Linked DNA regions of Homo sapiens: regions 1 and 2 are each linked to region 3. A link is a loop called in an ENCODE intact Hi-C map of the cell type or tissue named here. Cell type or tissue: IMR-90. All regions are shown on one strand. Links, peaks and the distances in the headings refer to the core of each region. The heading gives the core; the rest is flanking DNA. Region 1 overlaps LAMA3 (laminin subunit alpha 3). Region 2 overlaps LAMA3 (laminin subunit alpha 3). Region 3 overlaps TTC39C-AS1 (TTC39C antisense RNA 1).

Region 1 (2,500 bases), core at 1-2,500, 50 kb before region 3:
ACATTTTAGGTTAGCGTATTTTACCCTAACTTTTTAAAACATGGACTTTTTATAAAAGATTCAGACATGTTTCTTCTTGCCATGTGCTGGGACTTACACCACTAGCTAAGTTTGCCACAAAAGTTCCATGTTATTCCCCAATGTAGTAAGGAAATTATACAACAAAACCATTAACAGCTGGAATAGAATAGCTTTTTAAAGTTTCCAGAGAAACGGGTCATTTAATCAGTACCTACGTTAGCTTATCCATTTGAAAAATGGGGGTTGGGTGTTTGCTCCCCACCCTCTGTCTCAGTGCTGAGATTCGAAGGAACGCTGAACACCTCTATTTCCCTTCATCGCCGATGTTCCCAACAGGTCACAGTTTGCTGTGGACATGCAGACAACATCCTCCAGAGGACTGGTGTTTCACACGGGCACTAAGAACTCCTTTATGGCTCTTTATCTTTCAAAAGGACGTCTGGTCTTTGCACTGGGGACAGATGGGAAAAAATTGAGGATCAAAAGCAAGGAGAAATGCAATGATGGGAAATGGCACACGGTAAGAGCTGGGGCTGTGTCAGTATCTCCAGTTGGTGTGGAATTCACTGTTGGAGTCGCTGAAAATAGGAGTCCCAGCATCCTTCCCAGACATGAGGGCGTGGAGTGGGAGAGCTTGTGTGCTTGCAGGCGCTGCGTTCCCAGCATCTCAGTACTGGAGGCCGCGGCACACACATTGCATGGCTGTCATCCTAGACAGTAAAGTCAAGATGGGCTTTACTGATGCTTCTTCCATCCCCTCCAGCCCTCCCCCAGGCTGCCTCATGCCCCTTGCCTACTCTAACTCCTTCATCCTGGACCATTTCTTCCCCTTATGGCCAATTTCCAGGCCTCCAGGCCCCTCTCTGGACCTGGAATGACCCTAGCATCTTGGCTCTTGCTTAAAGCCATTCCAGATTTCAAGAAATACCATTTAAGGCAATAAGGGACCTATTTATTTCTCTAATGAGGCAACTGGACTTCAGAAAATGTAAGTGACTTGACAAGTTGCATTCCCTTAGTCATTCAGCTGCCTTCCTGGAACACATAAGCAAACAATCCTCAATGTAATGTCAGAGATTGGTAAGTGCTTTGAGAAAACACTAGAGCAAGGTAAGAAAATGACAGAGCAGGGAGACTATTTTAAATAAGGCAGTAGAGAAAGCCCTGGTACAGCAGGTGGTAGTCACATGAAGTTATGGGGAGGGGGTTCCAGGAAGAGGGAAGAGCAAATAACAAGGACCTGGAGGTGGGAATTAGCTGAATGAACAAAACACAAAGCAATAAGAAATGGAATTAGAGAGGAAGACAGAGCCCAGATCATTTAAGCTTTGAAGGCCAAGCTCCGACTTTGGACTTTATTTGAAAGTGTCTGTAAAGCTTTTAAAGAGTCTTAAAACTCTTGGCCAGGCGCGGTGGCTCATGCCTGTAATCCCAGCACTTTGGGAGGCCAAGGCGGGCTGATCACAAGGTCAGGAGTTCGAGACCAGCCCGACCAACATGGTGAAACCCCATCTTTACTAAAAATACAAACATTAGCTGGGCATGGTGGCATGCACCTGTAATCCCAGCTACTCAGGAGGCTGAGGCAGGAGAATCGCTTGAACTCAGGAGGTGGAGGTTGCAGTGAGCCGAGATCACACCACTGCACTCCAGCCTGGGCGACAGAGCAAGACTCTGTCAAAAAAATAAAAATAAAAAAAATAAAACTCTTACATGTACAGATTCATATATTATTTAATTCTTTAGCTGAAGAGACTGCCAGGGGGCAAGAGTAGCAGCAGGGGGCCCACATGGCTGCTATTGCCTTTGCTTGCGGAGGCTGTGGGGAGGTCGGGAGAAGTGACCGCCAGGACGCATGCTGAAGGTAGAACCACGCGGCCTTGCTGATGGATCACATATAGAGGGTGAGAGGAAGAGAGGGTCCAGATCACATCCTGTGATTTGGGGCCAGCAATTGAGTCATTAGTGGGCATTTACTGAGATGAAGATGGAGAAGAGGCAGATGTGGCCAGGAGGAGAGCAGTTCAGAGCTGGGGGAGAATGAGGATTTCTGTCGTGAACATCTCAGGGTTGAGTGGCCTGTCAGACCTTCAAGCCCAGGTGTCAGCAGGCAGTAGAGGCCAAAGGTCACAGCTTGGCATATAAATGGAAGTGTCCGTAGTGAATAGTCTCACCACACCTATGAGATGGCAGAATCCACACCAGACCCCAGGGATCAGAAATTTTAGCAAAGAGTTTAAACACTCCTCTTGTTTGAAGAGAAGTGCCCTCGTTCTACCTGCTCCAAGAGGCCAGCCCAGGGTGCCACGACTCCAACACACCCCCGTCCCCAGCACTGTATAAACTGTCCCTGCCCCTTTGTTACATGGAGGGGGTTGCCTGTGGCTGTGCCTTGAACTGTTTCTCTTTTGTGTAAGTTTCCAGATGAATTCTATAATCTCTTTTGATTAGTTCACTTCTAAGCAACCTTTTTTTTTCA
Region 2 (2,500 bases), core at 1-2,500, 67 kb before region 3:
GTGTAAAGGAATTAGCAGAGGTCAGCACATGGTCAGTGCTCAATAAATGTTAGATAAGAAAACCTGCCCTTCCTGCACATGTATCCTAGAACTTAAAATAAAATAAAATAATATAAAAGAGAAAATACCTCCCTCAAAAGCTTATTGTAAGTTGGATTCATAGAGCTTCGTGCAAAATAGGTGGTCTGTATCTGTTAACTGCCTTTCTCTCCTACTATTTTCCTTTTCTGCAACCTTCTTTCTTTGACCAATAATCTATGGAGAGAGGGACATCTGGAATGTCGTTGTCCAAGAGATATGTTGAAACCCAAAGAAGAATTGACCTAAAACCATGTATAAATAGGCAAGCTCCAGGAATGGAAATGAACCCTCCTCCTCTTCTGAGGCAAAAGGCCATCTTTATAAAATAATTAGGCTTATACTGTAATGCCAGTGAGGATTTGTTTCTTTCTTTTCCTTTTAATGAAATTTAATTTTAGGTCTATTACAGGTAGCTCAACTGTTTCTAATGAATTGGATTAAAATGAATGCAGACACCTTTCCATTTAGAAAAGTAAGCTGCATTAGGGATTTAGAATGAAATCAGCTTTGGGTTTTCTTAGTACATCATTTGTTTAAGAAACACAAATATTTGCCTGGACTTCAGTTAGTTCATGTGTGTGAATGCTTTATGTGCATTCAGCTCCAGACAGATCCAGAAGTCAAATCGAAGGGGAAATGCCCTGGGGCCATGTAGAAAGAGCTGCTTTAGAAATTGCTCTCATTATATAAGAGCAGTAATATGGGAGTAGTTACTAACTTGACGATCTCACATTGAGTCCTTACTCTGTACAAAACACTGTTTGAGTGTGTTACACATATTAACTTTCTTAGACTATGACAGCCCTATGAAACAGATTCACATATTCCCATTGTCTAAATGAGGAAACAGGCACGGAGAAAAGTTGCCTGTTCAATCAGAAGGGACAGAACTTGAACCCAGGCAATTTGGCTGGTCCAGAGCAGCACAATTTTGCCTCTCAGAAACACCTGCTGAGCATTCACGTCCAGGTGCCATGCACTGCTGCAAGCTCTTGCTGTACGTTAACTTGTTTTTTTGGTTTTGTTTTTGTTTTTTGAGGCAGAGTCTCGCTTTGTTGCCAGGCTGGAGTACAGTGGCACGATCTCAGCTCACTGCAACCTCCGCCTCCCGGGTTCAGATGATTCTCCAACCTCAGCTCCCGGGTAGCTGGGACTACAGGTGCCTGCCACCACGTCCAGCTAATTTTTGTATTTTTAGTAGAGTTAAGTTTTCACAATGTTGACCAGCCTGATCTCGAACACCTGACCTCAAGTGATCCACCTGACTTGGCCTCCCAAAGTGCTGGGATTACAGGCATGAGCCACCCCACCCGGCCCGTTAATTTTTTAAATCCTGGCAATAACCCTTTGCCCACAGGTAGGAGGTGGTAGATACAGCAGCATATGAACCCAGACAATGTGTTCCATTGTTTCAGCTTGGCATTGGTTAAATCAAGCTACGTTTTTCATAATTGAATAGAACCAAAAAGTAACACTTTGTTTCTTCTGACTTTACAGTGGCTAACTTAACAGTGAACAGAAAAAAAAGAGCAAAAGGTTTTCTAGAGCACTCCTGGTTCCTACAAATGATTTATTACTTTATTAATATATATGTATATCATATATCATCTATTAACTTATTAATACATGTCCTATCCACCTGCAATGCCGTGACTCCAGCGGGGAGGGACGGGCAGTTCTAGATATTGTGCATGTTCTCTGTCTCTTTACCTTTTGCGGCCACTGGCCATTCTTCTGTTAACATTGTTGTCTGCATTTTTAAAGCTGGGAATGTAAACTTACACAGAAAGGAAGTCAGTTCTCCCAGCATCATAAAATAAGTAGCATTATGGGAATCCCATGGGAAAGGATAAACATAAAACACCTACTCATTTATGGGTGAAAAGTACTAAAGAGCACAGCGTTTCAGCTCTGATTTCACGTGAGCCTGACATGATCCATCTCTTCCTTTTATCTGTGTTCGTAATCAGATTTAACATTTCTACGCCTGCTTTCCGAGGCTGCATGAAAAATTTGAAGAAAACCAGTGGTGTCGTTAGATTGAATGATACTGTGGGAGTAACCAAAAAGTGCTCGGAAGACTGGAAGGTAAGTGAAAGTTCAGAACCTCGTGAAGGAGTGCTTCCCAGCCAACCCACCTTCCGTATCCATTAACGCAGCAACTTTTGACTTCTTTCTGATAGCACACAGTGTTACAGTGAACTGGCTCATATACACTCCCCATGTGCTTGCAAGATGCTGAACCTTTTCAGGTTTGCACATTAACTTTGTAGGAAAGTAGGAAGACCAACTATATACACAAAAACTTACAGATGATTGCTGACTTATTATGCAGAAAAGTAAGCTCTCTTTCTTTCTGAGGTTACATAAATCACATTAATCAGTTTGAGTAAAGTGAGATAGGGTAAGGTACTGTATT
Region 3 (9,273 bases), core at 2,320-4,819:
GGAACAACTGAGCAAGGTCTACCCTGCAAGGGGTCCTGAGGATGGTGATCCAGCCAGTGAGTCAGAATCTGACTTACGCCCAGGAGCCAGCTACCTCAAAGTGCTGAGCACATCAAATTCAAAATGGCTGGTGAAAATGCTTGCCTCTGGTAGAAGAGCTGCAAGTAAATTGGACATCAGAAGGAAAACAATTTAACTCATGCAAACACAACTCAACTAAAAACAGAGATTAAAGAGAGCTGCTGTAACTCACACCAAATATTTAGCAGCTGCAATTTTCATTTTTTACTGCCAAGTTCAATTCACAAAAACAACAACAATATTTATTTAACATCTGTTATGTGGCAACAGTGTGGTAGTCATCTTTAAGGCTGTTAAGCATTTGAATAAATTATAGGAGGCAATGAATCTCCCTTCTAAGAAATCTTTCTCATTTGGATACAGAATGTGTCTATACAAAATGAAATATGCGTAGATCTTCCAAAACAAGATCTTCTTTGTGTAGCTCTTCCAAGACAAGATCTTATCTATGACTTTTTTTATATATTCAAGCTTTCATGGCCATGATACCTTACATAAAAAACTAATTGCAGCACAGTTCACAATAGCTAAGATTTGGAAGCAACCTAAGTGTCCATCAATAGATGACTGGACAAAGAAAATGTGGTACATATATACAATGGAGTACTATTCAGTCATAAGAAAGAATAAGATCCTGTCATTTGCAGCAACATGGATGGAACTGGAGATCATTGTGTTAAGTGAAATGAGCCAGGCACAGAAACACAAACTTCATATGTTCTCACTTATTTGTGGGAGCTAAAAATTAAAATAATTGAACTCATTGAGATAGTAAAAGGATGGTTACCAGAGGCTGGAAAGGGTAGTGGTGGAGTAGGTGGAAATGGGGATGGTTAATCGGTTCAAAAAAATAGGATGAATAAGACTTAGTATTGGCTAGCGCAACAGGGTGACTATAGCAAAAAATAATGTAATTGTACATTTTAAAGTAACTAAAATAATATAAATGGATTGTTTGTAACACAAAGGATAAATGCTTGAGGGGATGGATACCCCATTTACCCTGATGTGATTATTAGGCATTGCATGCCTATATCAAAATATGTCATGTAACCCATAAATATGTATACCTATTATATACCCACGAACATTAAAAATAATTTTTTAAAAAAAATTAATAGGATATTATGTCATTTCCCCCAGGTCTGGCTCAGTAATTCCCCATGAACAATGTAGAGGACGTATTGTCTAGTTAACTTGGTTAAATAAGGACTCAATGAATGGGGAAAAATGTATTTGGAAATTCTTTCCTAAAACTGAAATACCGTGGTCATCCATTCATTAAATAGTCACTGAATTCCTACCATGTCCTGGGAGTGTGCAGTGGTGAACAAGCCAGACATGTGGTCTTTGCTCACATGAAGCCTATGGGGAGACAGGAGATCCAAAAATAAATATACCATTACACGTTGTAATTAATTGAAAATATTTGTGTATACTAGGAGGCAGAGAAAGCCCAGTGTGCTGCCTTACTGTAATTTCCAGTCTCTCCAGAAATAAGAAAGGCACTGCTCCACTGCCTTTTAATTGCAGCTTTTCTATGTTTTTGCATTAGGAGTAATTATGTGCCCTTGACATTTTTGTGCTCAGAGTGCAGCAATCTGCCTAACAAGCATGGCTTGCTTCTCCCTGGACATAACTACTGAGTAATTGGCAGGCAGGCCGGACTGACCTGCGCCACACACAGAGCCAGAGCCCGCTGCCAATGCTTCAGGCCCAAGGGCTGTGCTCCTGGGTGCATAGCACAGAAAAGACTGCCAGGCTGTGTCAATCTTTTTAATCATGCTTACGCATATAGGTTAACCACAGTTATGTAAGCAGGTTCTGAGAAAAGGTGAGAAAGAGAATGGAGAGTTTTGCTACAACAGAGGCAGGATTCTGAATTTATTTCCAGCTGCCCATCTTGTCCCTCCTGGAGACCTAACCCCTCCAGCACCTACACACACAGCCTCTTTAGAAGCAACTATCCTGCCACTGGCTCAGAAAGGCTGAGTCCTAAGAATTCTAAAATCTTGCTCCTAAGAAATCTCAAGCTTCTTTTGTGGTAAGTGGCTTAATGAGACAGGGTAAGTGATAAACAAGAAGAATCATTGTATCATTTTATGTTTTTATCATGTTGTCATTGCACTGGCTAAGTTCATCTTTGATGGTAAAATACTAACGCAAATTGAAGCTGTGATAAAAGGGCTTTCAATATGAAATAGACAAGACATATAATGGAAAGAAATGCTTCCAGAATGGATTTCCATAAAAACGTGGCAAGACTTTCTCAGTGCCATTCTTTAAAATCTCTGCTATTTTTCAACAAATGCCAGATGTTAAAGCATTTGCATAGTATCCCTTGGAGGGTTGGGTGTAAAGACATGCATTAATATCAGGTTAATAGAAAATATCTACAATAACAAAATGTCCACACACAGATGCTCAATAAATGCCATAGCACTTGTTATGACTAATTATTATGAAGTACACGGACCCCTTTTCATATCAAATAATTTACTAGACCCTCACTTATAGATCTTGTACTCCTACTTGGTTGAGAATGTATCAAAATAACTAAAAATGTCACTGTGAATTTCATTAAATCTTGTATAAAGATCGAAATGTAGGCCTCCAGCTGTGAAATTTAGAATCTCATCTTTTACTAGCCTTGACCAGCTGTGAGTGAAATGCCAGATCAAAGTTTATTTTTCATAAATATTTAAGTAATGTCACAATTAGCAATGCTATTCTAGATAATTATTTAATTTCACTACATATTATAAACTGAAAATCTATGAAAAAAATTATATACTAATTTAATTGTCTTGGGAAATATAATAGAAATGGACCATAGTTTGACATTAGATGTTTTGGTATTAGGTTTGTGCAAAAATAATTGCTTTTAATGGCAAAACTGCAATTACTTTTGCACCACCCTAATGGTTCATATGACATCACCAACAATCATCCAGAAAGCTTCATATTAATCTTAAATGAATTGTTGCCATTAACAAAGCTTTCTTCTCTGAGATTCAGCTGGAGAAGTTCATTTTGGAAAACATTTAAAACTGTTATGCACATGAATCTCTGAAAAGATATGAAGCTCTGGCAAAAAAATAAATGAAGGCTAAAAACAGAGGGAAACAATTTCCCAGTGCAAAAGATTTTCTATTATTTTCATTATTATTCCTTAGATGTTTTGGCTGAAGATACAAAAAGAAAAACAAATAGATATGTTTTCCTCAAAAACCATCACTTTATTTTTGTGCCACGGTTTTTGTTTAAAATAAGATGACAGAGAAGAAAATTATAGAGATAAAATCAATTGTAGTAACCAAAAAAAAAAAAAAAAATCAGTTTTAGTAACCAAAGGAAATCAGTCTGTATTTCCAAAACCTTTGTGTGAGAGCCCATCAGTGTGGTTGGCAGATGTTTTACAAACACTTAGGGAATCTGTCATGAACTTTAAAGACCAAGAGAGCTTTTTCTGTTTGCCAGGAAATCTAGGAAAACAAAGGAAAATTAAACCCATTAGCCTAGTTTAACATCATGTGCTTCCCCCACTCGCCCCTCCCCTCATAGCCAGGGCTTACACAAACACACTGAATGGTACTTACGTTCCTTAGGTATTACCAGTTGGCCCCGTTTCAAGGCTTTAAAAAAGCCTCATCACTATGCACCCAACGTTAACACTCAAAGCCCCGCAGGGCTGTATCTTGGACGGCTGTTGCTACTGAGTGTGATTCTCAGCAGATGAAATGCTAGCAGCAGCAGCAGCAGCATCTATGAACTGCCTTATAATAAACTGCAACTTGGCTGCACTTAGTCATCACCAGGGCCACGCGCTGATGCGTGAACTCCACCCTCAGAGACTCTGATTTCATTGGTCTGGGAGTGGCCTGGACATCAGGATCTTTTCCTTTTTTTTAAAAAAAAATAATAATAATTATAATCCACAAGATTTTCCTAATGGTTACATCTCACACCATGAAATTGACTTTGGTAAAATGTGTGTATAGTTCTCTGTCACTTTATCACGTGTGTAGGTTTGTCTAATCAGCATTGCAATTATGATACAGAACTATTCCTTCATCACAAAGATATGCCTTTATGGTATCACTTACCTGCCTTCTCTCTACTATCCCTAACTCCTGACAAACACTAATCCCGATAATTTTGTCATTTCAAGACTGTTAAATAAATGGAATCGGCCAGGCGTGGTAGCTCATGTATGTAATTCTAGCACTTTGGGAGGCCGAGACGGGTGGATCACTTGAGGTCAGGAGTTTGAGACCAGCCTGGCTAGCATGTCGAAACCCCATCTCCACTAAAAATACCCCAAAATTAGCCAGGTGTGGTGGCGCGCGTCTGTAGTCCCAGCTACTCAGGGGGCTGAGGCACGAAAATCACGCGAATCCAGGAGGTGGAGGTTGCAGTGAGCCAAGACTGCACCACTGCACTTCAGCTTGGGCGACAGAGTGAGACTCTGTCTCTAAATGAATAAATAAATGGAATCATACAGTGTGTACCCTTTTGAGATTGGCTTTTTCACTCAGCATAATGCACCTGAGATCCATCTAGGTCGTATGAGTCAATAGTTCATTCCTTTTTATTGCTGGTATAGATGTACTACACCTTGGGGCTATTACAAATAAAGCTGCCATGAACATTTGTATAAAAGTTTTTGTGTGACCTGCCTGGGCAACCATAGCAAAACCCCATCTCTGCCGGAAAAAAAAAAAAGTTAGCCGGGCATGGTGGGATACACCTGTAGTCCCAGCTACTCAGGAGGCTGAGGTGGGAGGATCGCTTGAGCCCAGGAGGTCAAGGCTGCAGTGAGCCACAGTCACACCACTGCACTCAAGTCTGGGTGACAGAGCAAGACTCTGTCTCAAAAATTTATGAAAAGTTTTTGTGTGGGAACATAAGTTTTTATTTCTCTGGCATGAATGCCAGAAGTGCCGTTGTTGGATCGTATGTTAAGTATATGCTTAGTTTTCAAAGAAACTGCCAAACGTTTTTCCAGAGTGGCTGTACCATTTTACATCTCCACCAGCAAGGAGAGATCCAATTTCTCCACATTCTTGCCAACATTTGATATTGTCACTATGTTTTATTTTAGCCATTCTGTAGGTGTGTAGTGGAACTTCATTGGGGTTTAGTTTACATTTCCATCAAAATGAGTGATGTTGAACATCTTTTCATGTGTTTATTTGCCATCTGTATATCCTCTTCAGTAAAATGTCTCTTTATATCTTTTGCCCATTTTCTAATTGGATTTGGGCATGGGCCAGAGAGATGGAAGAGGGGCAGTGCATCGAAAACTTCCCTAAGTGTATCTACTATGCAGCCAAGTTTGGGAAGCACTGCGTCATTATAACTTCTTTATATAGGTACACTCTAAATGTAAGCCATTGCACTTGTGCTAATATTAAAATAAGGTCAGTGTGGGCACTGGCTAATTAAACATGCCTGCAGTCCAAGGGAAAAACACTGGAGATGCTTTCCATGACCTCAGGTTGTTTGCATATACTCATCATAAGGCTGGAGGAATGAGCCCTGCAGGGAATATTTCTGGAAATGTGGCCCAAATATCTTCTGCTTTAAAATCATGGCATGTGTATGTGCATGTGTGCACCTGTGCACATGTGTGAAAAATGGTGATTCCCCAGTCCCAAGCCCCATACCTACTAAATCAGGACTTTTGAGGATGAGGCCTAGAAATCTATATACATAGCCCAGCAGATTTCCACACACTCAAAAATTTGAGACCTATCTTGCTCAAGGAAGACTGGGGACCCAATCTCCACTTCAGGGCATAGGTGGATGCCTTCCTATTAAGAAATCAGTTGGCCGGGCACAGTGGCTCACGCCTGTAATCCCAGCACTTTGGGAGGCCAAGGTGGGTGGATCACAAGGTCAGAAGATCGAAACTATCCTGGCTAACATAGTGAAACCCCGTCTCTACTAAAAATACAAAAAACTAGCTGGATATGGTGGCACACACCTGTAGTCCCAGCTACTTGGGAGGCTGACACAGGAGAATCACTTGAATCCAGGAGGCAGAGGTTACAGTGAGCCGAGATCGCACCACTGCACTCCAGCCTGGATGACAGAGTGAGACTCCATCTCAAAAAGAAAAAAAAGAAATTGGTTTAGGCAGGGCACAGTGGCTCCTATCTGTAATCTCAGTGCTTTGGGAGGTCAAGGCAGGAAGATTGCCTGAGGCCAGGAGTTTGAGACCAGCCCAGGCAACACAGCAAGACCCTGTCTCTAAAAAGAAAAATAAAAAGGCCAGGTGCAGTGGCTCATGCCCGTAATCCCAGCACTTTGGGAGGCCAAGGCAGGTGGGTCACCTGAGGTCAGGAGTTCGAGACCAGCCTGGCCAACATGGCAAAATCCTGTCCCTACTAAAAATACGAAAATTAGCCGGGCGTGGTCGTGGGCGCCTGTAATCCCAGCTACTCAGGAGGCTGAGACAGGGAGAACTGCTTGAAGCCAGGAGGCGGAGATTGCAGTGAGCTGAGATTGCCCAACTGTACTCCAGCCTGGGCAATAGAGCAAGTCTCTGTCTCAAAAAAAAAAAAAAAAAAAAAAAAGAGAAAGAAAGAAAGAAAGAGGGAAGGAGGGAGGGAGGAAAGAAAAGAAAAGAAAGAGAGGGAGGGAGGAAGGAAGGAGAAAGAAAGAAAGAAAGAAAGAAAGAAAGAAAGAAAGAAAGAAAGAAAGAAAGAAAGAAAGAAAGAAAGAAACCAAAACAGGCATAGTGGCATGTGCCTGTAATTTCAGCTACTCAGGAGACTGAGGCAGGAAGATTGCTTGAGCCTAGGAGTTTAAGGTGTATGAGCTGTGATTGCGCCACTGCATTCCCACCTGGGTGACAGAGTGAGACCCCGTCTGAAAAAAGAAAAAAAAAAAAAGAAAAAGAAATTGGTTTAGAGAAGAGTTGCCTTGAGCCAATTTGGGGCATAGAAATGTGTGTTCTACTTCTGAAATGTGAGGAACAGAGAGGGGCAGGATAGTGTGTTTTTGTATACTGCCAAGCTGTTCTTGAGAAGCAATAATTTGTAGTGATCAATAAAGATAACTAACATGTATGAGCACTAATTAGTGCTAGGCTTTCCCCACACACTAGCTCCTCTTGTTCTTATAACAAGTTAGAGGTTATTATATTCTCTACTTTGTAGATGAGGGAGCTGAGGTTCAGAGAGTCCTGGTCATTTGCCCAATATCATAGGACTAGCAGATGTCAGGCTGTTTTTCCTTCTGGAGTCTCCCTTATTGTTGTCCTTAGTTGTCCCAAACTCTGGTTTTTATTATTAAATATTTTTAGAAGACCTACTGGAACCTAATTTTAAACAGAAACTAGGCCAGGTGCAGTGGCTCACGCCTGTAATCACAGTGCTTTCAGAGGCCGAGGCATTTGGATCACTTGAGGCCATCCTGGCCAACATGGTGAGACCCCCATCTCTCTAAAAATATGAAAATTAGCCGAGTGTGATGGTGCACGCCTGTAATCCCAGCTACTTGGGAGGTTGAGATAGGAGAATTGCTTGAACCCAGGAGGTGGAGGTTGCAGTGAGCTGAGATTGCACCACTGCACTCCAGCCCGGGTGACAGAGCAAGACTCTGTCTCAAAAATATATAATAATAATAATACAAATTAGAAAAATTATTTTTTAAAAAGAAACTATAAGAATTTATAAAGGTATTTACACATCCCTGAATAGCCTAACTGATCATCAATTTGTGGGCTGAAATAAATGCTGCACAGAAGTGGTATATCTAATTATTTCTCTGGTGTAGTACTGCAGTCTGAACTGTAAGCATGAAGCTGGTGGAGCTCTCTGGAGCACTCAAGTGGTAAACTACTAAACAGTGGTAAAAATTCCTTTTATCCTGCTGCTCGGGAACCTGTCATTATGGGGAGAGTAAGCCACACCCTTTAAATATACACATGTGGCCCTGGTATCCATTTACACAGCTGCCAGGTGAAAGCCCTTTTGTTTTCCAGCTTCTGTCCTGAATCATCTTGGATGACTGCCTCAGGTCTCTGTGTGGCTCTGACATAATTGATATTTTCGTAACATACCCAGCTTCATTGTTCACAGTTCTGGTCTGTGCCAGTTTATGTGTTTGAGCCTCAGGTAAGTTGAGCGCTGTGGACATATGGGTGTGATGAAATGGTTTCCTCTCTTCCCTTTCCACCTTCGAAACCTAAGCCTTCCTGCAAGGCTCCTAGCCTTCCGGGTTTCCATAGAAATCAGAGCCTGAGGCCAAGTTTAAGGTATAAGGCTCTATCCCAGAGCTGGAAGGGTGAGGGGAAGGGAGTCAATGTGGGGTGATATGAACCAAACTGGCCAGGGTGCCACAGAAACCACACCTGTCACAGCCACGCAGGACTCTCTGGATGGGCCATATGGAGCCACCACACTTCGAAATCGTCACAGGGGAGGAAGAGAGAGGAGCTTATCTCCTGACTCTCTGGTCAAAGCGGGTCCTCTGTGGATTCAACTCTCCCCCATTTTGGGCTATTTACCTTTTAAACAGTGGCAAAGCAGCCATCTTCTAGGTCCCTAGCCAGGGGGCAAGAAGCTTCATCTGAGTCTGCAAGTGCTGGGAACAGCCGGTGCCCTGTGCTAGGGCCCGGGCTGCAAATGCCTACGGCTCCCATAAGGTGGGCATTGTAGCAGCCATGCCTAAGCCCAGCTCTCAGCCCTCACCCTGTGGGGAAGCAGCATCTGCAGATAGTGGCAGAGAGAAGGTGAGACTGGGAAGCTGGAGCTCCCCACTGAGCAAGCAGCCAGGGCCCAGCAGGCAGATGGGGCTGAGCAAATGTGGGGAGGCCCAAAACTTAGGTCCAAGTAGTTCCCTTCCTGATTCTAATGTTGTATCGGAGTATCAGTCAGGGTTCTTACTTGCAAGCCACAAAAACTTACTTTAGCTTCCTTAAACCAAAAAAGAATTTATTGGGTGTACATGGGAGAGCTTTCAGAAACTGAAGAGTGGGCTTATAGTGCAAGCAATGAGAGCTGCCAACTAGGCAGCAGAAACCGGGGCCCAAACACCACTACCATGGGGGCAGGACACTTTCCCTACTACAGCCTAACATCACCACCTCCCAGTGAGACCTCACACCATCAGCATGCCTCCAAAGAGCACAGGGGCTCTGATGTTTGTCAACTGCTCCCCCCAACCCCCAAATTCTTATGT

Evidence for each region. A loop is a pair of places that touch in the nucleus more often than their neighbours do. Peaks named below come from ENCODE experiments on the same cell type or tissue, not always from the same donor. Only the 100,000 strongest peaks of a DNase experiment are listed, where the experiment ranks them.
Region 1: a loop joins it to region 3, with 5 times the contacts of the local background. A loop is called at or near these places in 9 of 110 quality-filtered maps.
Region 2: it touches region 3 in a loop (2.1-fold over the local background); 5 of 110 quality-filtered maps call a loop at or near these places.

What each region holds. Positions count from the first base shown.
Region 1 is chr18:23,943,431-23,945,930 of GRCh38, forward strand. LAMA3 (laminin subunit alpha 3) reads left to right here. Exons shown (of 75, transcript NM_198129.4): 69 at 358-541. Among named protein-coding and RNA genes, the nearest start is that of LINC02958, 38 kb to the right of the region's middle. In IMR-90, for the core only: no CTCF peak of the experiment used is centred there; a DNase peak (open chromatin) is centred at 1,041; H3K27ac peaks cover 1,884 bases.
Region 2 is chr18:23,926,072-23,928,571 of GRCh38, forward strand. It overlaps LAMA3 (laminin subunit alpha 3), which reads left to right. Exons shown (of 75, transcript NM_198129.4): 63 at 2,052-2,169. Among named protein-coding and RNA genes, the nearest start is that of LINC02958, 55 kb to the right of the region's middle. In IMR-90, for the core only: no CTCF peak of the experiment used is centred there; no DNase peak of the experiment used is centred there.
Region 3 is chr18:23,990,914-24,000,186 of GRCh38, forward strand. TTC39C-AS1 (TTC39C antisense RNA 1) reads right to left here. Exons shown (of 6, transcript NR_110796.1): 6 at 3,300-3,566. It also overlaps a transcript of TTC39C not described here. Among named protein-coding and RNA genes, the nearest start is that of LINC02958, 13 kb to the left of the region's middle. RefSeq lists a silencer at 3,592-3,651. In IMR-90, for the core only: no CTCF peak of the experiment used is centred there; a DNase peak (open chromatin) is centred at 3,758; H3K4me3 peaks cover 193 bases; H3K27ac peaks cover 823 bases.